2 separate regions of the Homo sapiens genome follow, and region 1 is linked to region 2. The links are chromatin loops, found by intact Hi-C in ENCODE. Cell type or tissue: A673. All regions are shown on one strand. Each heading gives the region's core, and the rest is flanking DNA. Links, peaks and the distances in the headings are about the cores only.

Region 1 (4,922 bases), core at 455-4,454, 640 kb after region 2:
CAGAGAGAATATAGAGTGAACACAGATAAAATTTCTTAGTTACCAGGAAGTTGAGTCTCCATTAATAATAAGAAACAATTATGGCAGAACCAGATATAGTATGTGGTAGACACAAGATCTAAACAAAGAATAACCTCACACCTTTCAGGCCCTTTCTATATCAAACATTCTTGCTCCCAGTTGCTTTTGCTTTGGTTGGAGTCTTACTCATTTTCATCTAGTAAACTCCCCTCTCCAGGATGGAAGCCACATGAGACTATTGAGCATTTGAAATGATGCTTGTCTGAAAAGAGATGTGCTATAAGTAGAAGATATTAGATTTAGATTTTGAAGACTTAGTATGAAAAAACTATATAAAATATCTCATTAACAACTTTCAAAGTATTGATTGCATGTTAAATTTAAAAATACTAAAATTAATCTCACCTATTTTTCAATATGACCATTAGAACATTTAAAATTCTTACAATTTGCATTATATTTCTACCGGACAGAGCTGCTTAGATTTACTAATTAGTATCTTTCTCCTTTCAGTTCTGTAGACCTGATGAAAGGTTTGTCCTCAAGAGCTTTGCCTTTGGGACTGGTTTAGCCATTTGAGGCTCTAAAAGTCAGTGTTAAGCCCCTAAACTTACTGTATTTAGTTTATTTATTTTAACAAGGTTAACTGTTTATACCCAATACAGGAGGTGATAAGGAAAGCATTTTTGTCTGTCTGCTTTAGCCCCTGCTTTGCTCTGAAATTAAATCTCTGACCAGAACATGGCTGCTACCCTGTCCTATGACTGCATGATTGATTTTTCTTTTCAAACTGAGACGTGTGCTGGGGAAATAATTCTTTATTTTTCTGCTCAAGGGCCAGCTGAAGAATTCCAAGTTGTCTTTGAAATGTTTAGGAAATGGTGTAGCCTGTTGTTAACTCTTTCTGCTAGAGAACCTTAAGCATTAGTGGTACTGCTATTGCCATCAACTGTTTCAGACATACCTCTTAAATGTTGTAATCCAGAAAAAAGTCACAGCCTCCCTGCTTAAGGAACTTGGGACATTAATGAAGAGGCAGACTTTCTGATCTAGTAGGCAGTGACAAAGACCAGTAATCAAGAGTGAGATGGTGAGGCTCAGCAAAGAGAGTGAGCTATGTGGTCTGCAGTGTTTGGGGTAGGCTTTTCGAAGGCAGTGAGCCTGGAGGGATTAGTAGTTTTTGGACTGTTCTAAAGTTAGTGATGTAGGCTAGGATGGTCACAGAGATGGACATGATGTTGCCAGGGGACAATTTGGGGAGGGAGGGAAGTAGCCCCTGGGAACCAGTCACAGGTAAGTGTAAGTGAAGTTGGAGGTAGGGATAGATGGTAGGGGTCTAGAGTCTGAATTCGATTCAGGGGGAACCCAATTGTATGTTCCTGGACAGAGCCAGTCAATGAAAACCCCAGTCTTATGTTCTGAGGGACCGCGTGTGATTTTCGCATCTTCTGTTGGTCAGTGTGGAAGTTGACACAATGGCAAAGCATTAAAACATTTAAATAAACAATTATATAGTACTTATATGTGTCAGACAATTTATTTTTAAATAAATACATAATTTTAAAACAAATACATAATTATATCATAGCAAGTGAAACTGTTCCTTGCTTACAGTAATCAATTTAAAGCCACATATTAAGTTAATGATACTGTAAAAGGCAGGTAGATGTAACAAAAATCTTAAAGGTTTTCATATTGCATTTTACTGATGGGCAACTGAGACTCCAGAGGCCTCAAAACTTCACACAGCAAATTTATCTAGCAGTGGCATGCAGGGTAGGTTGAGGGTTGAGCAAGGAGGTCAGTTAGCAAATTCTTCAGGAGTGAGGTGATGGGAGTCTTGTTCTAAAGTGGCGAGAATGGAGAGGAAACATGAGAGCTGTTGGTTGGGCCATTGTTCAGGCAGCTGTTGCCATGTGTCTGTTTATTTCTCTGTGCACTTGGGTTAATCTGTGATGACCATTTAAGGTGCAGACTCCTGGTGTGTGGCAGTGGTTCTGTATGGCGAATTGGGCAGGTGCCAAGAGGGAATTCATAATCCATCGCTGACATTATGGAGTACTTACAGTGGGCCACACATCCTATGCTAAGTCCTGAATTACCTCTTTCATTCCTCACCATAACTCAGTGAGGTATCTGCCATTATTCTCCCTCTTTTACAGACGAGGGAACCAAGGCTCAGTGAGCTTCAGTAATTTGCCACAAGTCACACAACTAGGATTCAAACCCAAGTCTGTCTGACCGCAAGGTCTTTAACCATCATGTATACTGCCCGCCTCATTATTGATTGATAGTAATGACTGTTTATAGCATCTTTCTCATGTTTCTTCCTTATTTAACCTCGAGTAGGGGTTTCTATGACTTAGCTTGGAACTCAGTATTGAAAACAACAGAAATTCACCAGGCAAAAAGCTCCATTTCTAACCCCCTGTGCAACATACTTATGTATCTTATTCTATGGTTTATATCATCATTAAAGTGGCTCTACTTGGCCCTTTAAGAAGCTAATTAATCACTAAATATAAACCACAACTTGTTCTTTTCAATCCTCTGCATGTTTCTTCCCCCCATTGTGTGATGCCATCTGGTGCTATGAGCTCATGCTTTTTGTGTTCCTTTTCAGAGAGCCAGATTCATTGCTCTCTAAACCCAGAAAGCCAGTTAATTTCAAAGTTTGCATGTATGACTTTGAAAAAATTGGAATCTAATGCCTCCTTGTGGATTTTAACAGTATAAATTATTCCTTAACATAACACTGCATGGAACTTCCGTCACCATCTATGTATATATATGTGCTTGTCTTTTTATCAGAAAGACCTAATTTGTCTTTGGTTGCTTGATATGTTCTGTCAAGCAACTACAGGTCTTTCCCTGTAAGATTTTTGTGGTTTCATTTTGTCAATTTAATGTGTGTGCTGTAGGGAGCCAAACCTTAATAATATTGCTTTCCTCTTCAAATCTATCTGACTTTCTGCTATGACAGTGGAACAAGTGTTTAAGAACAAGGACATAAAACAGCTAATGGCAGGTCTCTGACACTGCTGGTGAGCTGTCTTTCATTCCCACTTTCTCTTCTAATTCTGCCTGAAGTCTCTAATCATCTTCCAAGGGAGTGGAACACCTGGACCATAGAACATTTTCTTGCAAACTCAGCTGTGGAGCTCTGGGCTTGCTACCAGACCCACACTCTTTGGAGTCCTTGAGTACTGCTTGTTACTGTCAGCCCACACCTCATCATTTTCCCTACCCTCTTGCTCTTTTCATTTCAGAATTCTTGGCACTTTAAATTTAGCCTGAGAGCCCCATGGAGAAGGAAAGGCGATTTGGTGATGTGTGCACTACTTACCTAATTCCTGGCACATGCAGAGGAAGCAGGAGAACCCTGGGCCAGCTGCCACCTCCTTCCTGTTACTCTTCTTGCCCACTGGGATCCTGCCCATTACAAGCACGGAACAGAGGAGGAGATGGGTCTTGAGTATATTTGCAGTGATTTAAAAGGGACCACACATTTCCCTAGCACAGAAGCTGTTCTAAGGCCAGCTCTTGTGAGTCTGAGAAAATAGTTTCTCCCCACTTCACACCCTCTCTCCAGCATTAAGCAGCTTCTGTGAGATGCAGGTAGGATGAAGCCACTGAGTCAGCCATGTCGCCAATCCAATCTCCTTCAATTAAGAATCAGCTTTGTTTCCAAAAGAGCACATGTTGGTTCTAAATTGGAAAGATTGTTTTTTATTTCAAATTGACAGTACATGTAGCAACTCTAGCTTAACTATCCACAAAATTAAGATGCATGTCTAGAAAACTAAGGACTGCTAACATTTCTGAGTAATAGTATTTAATATATAGAGTTTGGGTAACAGCATTTATGTTAAAGCTTGGTTACAACCGAGTAATAGCCTCAGGCTAGTTACTTAACTCTCTGAGCTTCGGATTCTTTTACTCATTTAGTGTAGTTAATAATACCTTTATATTTAGCTCACAGGGTTGTTGATGAGTAGCAAATGGATTTTGTCAAATACTTTTTCTGCATCTTTGAGATGATCAGGTGGTTTCTGACCTTTATTCTGTTGATATGGTATATTGTATTAATTGATTTTAATATATTGAAATGATCTTGCATTCCTGAGATAAATCTCACTGGGTCATGGTGTACAACTCTTTTCAGATGTTGCTGAATTCAGTTTGCTAATATTTTGCTGGGGAATTTTGCATATCTATACATAAGGAATAGTATGTAATTTCCTTTTCTTGTGGTGTCTTTGGTTTTTCATATCAGGGTAATAATGGCCTCATAGAAAGAAGTAGGAAGTTTCCTTCATGCTCTATTTTTTTTTTTTGTTTTGAAGAGTCTATGAAGGTTGTTAATTCTTCCTTAAACATTTGGTTAAATTTACCAGTGAAGCCATCTGGTCATGGAATTTTCTTTGTGGCAAGTTTTTACTAAGTTAATTACTAAGTCAATTTCTTTACTTGTTATAGATGCGTTCAGATTTTCTATTTTTTCTTGAGTCAGTCTTGGAGTTTTATATTTCTAGGTATATGCCATTTTATCTGTTTTATCTAATTTGTTGGCATGTAATTTTTCACTGTGTTCTCTTAAGCTTCTCTATATTTCTCTAAGATTGTTAGTAATAGCCTCTGTTTCATTCCTGATTTTTTTTTTTTTTTTTGAGACAGAATCTTGCTGCCTTGCCCATGCTGGAGTGCAGTGGCACCATCTTGGCTTACTGCAACCTCTGCCTCCCAGGTTCCAACAATCTTTGTGCCTCAGCCTCCTGAGTAGCTGGGATTACAGACATGTGCCACCATGCCTGGCTAATTTTTTGTACTTTCAGTAGAGATGGGGTTTTCCTCTGTTGGCCAGGCTGGTCTTGAACTCCTGGCCTCAAGTGATCCGTCTA
Region 2 (4,922 bases), core at 304-4,303:
ATAATGCCGTATATTTCTTACATAATTCCCAACCAGCTTTAAAATGTCTGCAGAAATGTATTCTAAGACTGCTACTATGTAAACAGAAACCTGGTGGTCAATTTTATAACCTAGGACCTCCTGCAAAATTAAAAGAAAAGCATGTTTAAACATCATATACTGTACATTTAACACACTGATTAAAAATAAAAAACATATTTGCACCTTAACTTACACTTTTTTTCCTGAGGCCTGTGCTTACCAACAACATTTAATTGTAAGTGGTTCAACAATGAATAATATATGTATTACTATTGAAAATGTAAGCTAAGAAAAGGCAAGGCAAAATTACCTCTAATGATGTAAAATACTTAAGCGGAGATTACAAATAGATAATCCCTAACCTATAAAGGAAGGCCCAAGTTTGGGGAAGGGAGCAAATGCTCTTTGTTACCTAATTCAGAATACCTGGAAGTAACTATAACAAACAAGTTTTTTCTTTTACAAAAAATGAGAGTTAATATATTATTGGTATCTAGGAATCTCTACCAGGCTTATACTTTTAACTTTTCCAAGGGAAGATGAGCTCCCCAAAACCACAGCGGGCATATTCCTGGTATTCCTGGCAATTTCTACGAAAATAAAATTCATGTTATGTCCTACTGAATAATGGTTGCTGTTAAGAAAATGTTAAATAGCCCTAATATTAAACTTCAAAGAGAATATGGGCTTTTGTGGGACTGGTCTGTTCATACAGAATAACAAATTCTATTTTCCAAACAACCCATTTAAGGGAAAAAAACAACTTTGAAATAAGAAGTTTGTTACAAATTGGAGACAGGCTGCATTTACCTTTTAGGGTATATAAAAACTAATAAGGGTATCATGATAAAGGTGTATTAAAATAAATTGAAATGATATTCACAATTAGCACATAAAACTCAAAATTTAGGATTATTAACATAATATTTATATACCTCAATTTGTTAATTCCCTTAGAATACAATTCAACATATGGCCAATGAAAATCATGAAGAGAATGATGAATGCCTTTTCCATAAGGCAGGTATTTCTATTCAAAGAACTGAATGCAAAATACAACCTTAAACTCATTCAAGTGTTTAACTTTAAATTTTGGACAACATCAAGCAAACCTGAACTTTCTAACACTATCACTTAAGAGTCTTGTGAACTTGGCATAGAAGTTACTTAATCACTTTCTGCCTCTGTCACCTCATTTACAAACTGTGGATAATAATAACTTTGTTGAATAATAAAACTCAGACAATGTATACAAGTATTAGCATTTTGTCTGTATTATAGTATGTACAAAATTACTGGCATCTAAGTTTTTAATTATTATAATACCTATATTTTTGTTGTGAAAGGTAATAGTAGTTCGTTACATTAACTAAAATAGAAATAGCATTATTCGAGCTTCCGGCAGTTATTCTATTAGTTCTATAGAGATTCAACTGACTGACTGACTTATTTACATGATAAGTAGGACTGGAGAGTTTAGGTTATCTTTTTGTTCCAAGATTACACATAGCCTTGTAGCCTTTTCACAGAGGTCTCTACACAAAGTACTAACATCAAAAGGATTTATAGGAACACTTAGGTCTAACCAACAAGAAAGGAGGAGTTTTATAAATTCTCTTTGTGGTCCTAATTACATCTGAGATAAACAAAATCCACAATAACTTTCTTAGTCCTCTCAACTTGCTTATTACTATTGATATGAAATTACTTTAAATCATGTTGCCCAGTTTATATTTTCTTATTATCATAGCATCCCTTCTCACCACATAAATCTCTGGAAAACTTAGAATGAGAGAATTTTACTCTTAAGTTGACTCAATTATCCATAAAATATATTCTTATTGTATAAAAATGGTGGGTTTTATTTTTCCCTTAAAAGGCAAGAAGGCAGTAGTTCAGCATTACCTTTAATAAAGGATGAATTTTTTCTACTGGGAGAGATAAAGGGTTTCTTCGCTTCCTCTTTTCAATAGCTGATTGGGCATCAGCTATTGCCCATTTATCAATTGGATGAGGGAAACTTTTTTGAACACGTTCCTTGGAAAATAGGAAAATAACAACTAAGCAAAAAATATATTAAATAGTGCTCTTCACTTAAAATTTACTTTTAAAATCAAAGAATACCAAAAGTAGAGCTTTTCACATGTGGTATAATTTACATTACAAACATATGAAGCTAAGAGAAAACAGTAATTGTCAATGTATTAGTTCCTTAATTAGACAATAAGAGACTAAACATTCTTTCTATTATCTAGGGGGAATATCACATCCTGAATTTCAACTTCACTGTGATAAAGCTAATTACAAGAATGAGTAGAAGCTACTTTAAATAGTACTTGTATAAAATTTCAAGGAACAACACCCAAGATCAAGAAGTAAATATCTAAATCCAGTTCTCACTCACTTGTCCTTACTTTCAGTGGTAATTACATGCAGCATTTTTCAATTGAAACCTCTATGAATATTCTTTATCCACCATGCAAAGGCACTTCAAAACTATTTACAAATCATGGAAAGCAATGGTTTGCATTGGTGACAGCAATTTTAATACATTGTAGTTTCTTTAAAGTCCTCCCATAGTCATTCGTTTTTAACAAAATACTTCAATTTAATTTCCAGAAATTCTTTAGTTAAAATTTCCACTGAGAGTGAAAGAACTCAGGTTACTATCACAGCTGAATTTCCTTCCTTATTAAACTAATATAATTCACTTCAAAAAGGCGCTTTCATCCTCTCAAAACTTTAAAAAATCCACTTGCAGGATACCATAACTAAAACCAGTAGAGGTCGCTATTACATAACTTTTACACATGTGTTTTGAATAAATGAGTATTCAACTAGTATGTAAAAACTACTAGATGAAATTAAACATCATCATAATTATAAATCTGAATAAAAAGTTTTATTATTTGCTAGTAAAATGGAAAATTAAAAAAGTGTGATGCCATGTGATGCCCTTGGTGGTGAGGGAGGGGTGGAGAACACAATGATTCTTGGAAATCTTAAGAGCAAATCTATAAATTAAGGAGTGTAATCCATTCAATTTTAATAAATTTCCATTATGTCCAAGGCTAAGTCAGCTTCCAAATAAAGTTATTTTAATTCTAATTAATGGAATTAGAAGCATGTTGAAAGAAATTATAGCAGTTAAAAATGGGGTTTACAAACCTTTTCAACTGTCTAGTTGAAAAGCTGTTTGCCAGGACACCAGCCTCATGCAGTAAAACGCAATACAAAGGCCCAAAATATTGAGGAGGCATCGCAGGTGAAAAGGGAGAAAAGGGAAGGGGTAAAGGGAGAGAAGGGAACATCCAAAACAAGAATTCTTTTCTTTTTTCCAAGTTTATTTTACAGACTTGTTAATCCAAAAATGACAAGATATTTAGGACTAACTTACGTGGTTTTCAGTTAAAATGTTTATAGTGATGGGTTTAACCCATGATTAACTAAGTGCAACCATGGTACAAACCTAATCATGTTATGACCCTGTGGCTTTCCAACATTTTTTAAAACCTCAACTCATAGTAAGAATAAATTTTCAACACATTTTTACATTATACCCTTACATACTGCACACATACTCAAATGAAACAGTTTCCTAAAACAAACCTGTCCTTATTATATGTAGCACACTGGCATTTGCTATTCTGTTTTTTATTTGTATATTTATTTATTCTGAGACAGAGTCTTGCTCTGTTGCGCAGGCTGGAGTGCAGTGGTGCAATCTCAGTTCACTGCGACCACCACTCTCAGGTTCAAGTGATTCTCCCACCTCAGCCTCCCAAGTAGCTGGCATTACAGGCGTGTGCTACCATGCCCAGCTAATTTTTGTATTTTTAGTAGAGATGGGTTTCCCCATGTTGGCCAGGCTGGTCTTGAACTCCTGACCTCAGGTGATCCACCCACCTCAGCCTCCCAGAGTGCTGGGATTACAGGTGTGAGCCACTGTGCCCGGCCTGTTTTATTTTTTAAAATGAGGGTTGGGCAATGCACTAAAGTAATTTTATGACTTACTAATGGCCATGACCTGGAGTCTAAAAACACTGGTGAACAGTGTAGACATAAAAGCAGTAGAAAAAAGTAAAAATAAAAAAATAAAAGCAGTAGAGAAGGACAGAAGTTGAACTCAACCTAACAATTAATTCTAAATAGAGTTACATGTCTTTGAAAAAAAAAAAAAATCACCAGCGGTGGAATTACAGAGACTAATTGTAGGCAGGGGTTGAGGTAGAAGAAAAAGAAAACAGAACAGCAACCCCTGTCCATATCAATTATGTCTACCTCATTCCAGGTTTATTGTTTTGAGGAAGGAAAGAAGAGGAAAGAAAATCTCGAATGATTTTTAAAAAGGCAAAGTGGTAATAATGAAGCATAGCACATTTTAAACTTACTTACAAGGGTATTAATGAAATCAAATTACCAAATACATACTTAGGAGACAATGTCAAGGGTCAAAATGCATGCGGAAAGATTCGTAGGGTTAAAAAAAAAAAAAAAAAAAAAGGTGTTTTGAATGTGGAGAGGCCATACTGAAGGAATTACTTTATTTCTTGTAGTGGCAAATTTATAATTTTATGATAAAATAAAATTTCTTTCACAAACACTTTATATTTCTTTACTTTTTATTTATTTTGGGGGGGAACAGGGTCTCGATCTATCACCCGAGCTGGAGTGCAATGATGCAATCATAGCTCACTGGAGCCTCAGCCTCCTGGGCTCAAGTGATCTCCCTGCCTCCGCCTCCCAAGTAGCTGGGACTATAAGTACGTGCACCATGCCCAGCTAATTTTGTTATTTTTAGTAGAAATGAGATCCTGCTATGTTGCCCAGGCTGCTCTGGAACTCCTGAGCTCAAAGTGATCCTTCTGCCTTGGCCTCCCAAAGTGCTGGGATTACACACA

Evidence for each region. Hi-C counts contacts between places; a loop is a spot of excess contacts. Peaks named below come from ENCODE experiments on the same cell type or tissue, not always from the same donor. Only the 100,000 strongest peaks of a DNase experiment are listed, where the experiment ranks them.
Region 1: a loop joins it to region 2, with 3 times the contacts of the local background. A loop is called at or near these places in 2 of 110 quality-filtered maps.

Annotation. Positions count from the first base shown.
Region 1 is chr2:39,694,353-39,699,274 of GRCh38, forward strand. The region is part of intron 1 of TMEM178A (transmembrane protein 178A); the gene reads left to right. Among named protein-coding and RNA genes, the nearest start is that of TMEM178A, 31 kb to the left of the region's middle. In A673, for the core only: a CTCF peak has its summit at 2,720; a DNase peak (open chromatin) is centred at 2,659.
Region 2 is chr2:39,056,747-39,061,668 of GRCh38, forward strand. It overlaps SOS1 (SOS Ras/Rac guanine nucleotide exchange factor 1), which reads right to left. Exons shown (of 23, transcript NM_005633.4): 3 at 1,927-2,058; 4 at 1-120. Among named protein-coding and RNA genes, the nearest start is that of SOS1, 62 kb to the right of the region's middle. In A673, for the core only: a CTCF peak has its summit at 2,799 (motif pointing right); a DNase peak (open chromatin) is centred at 2,805.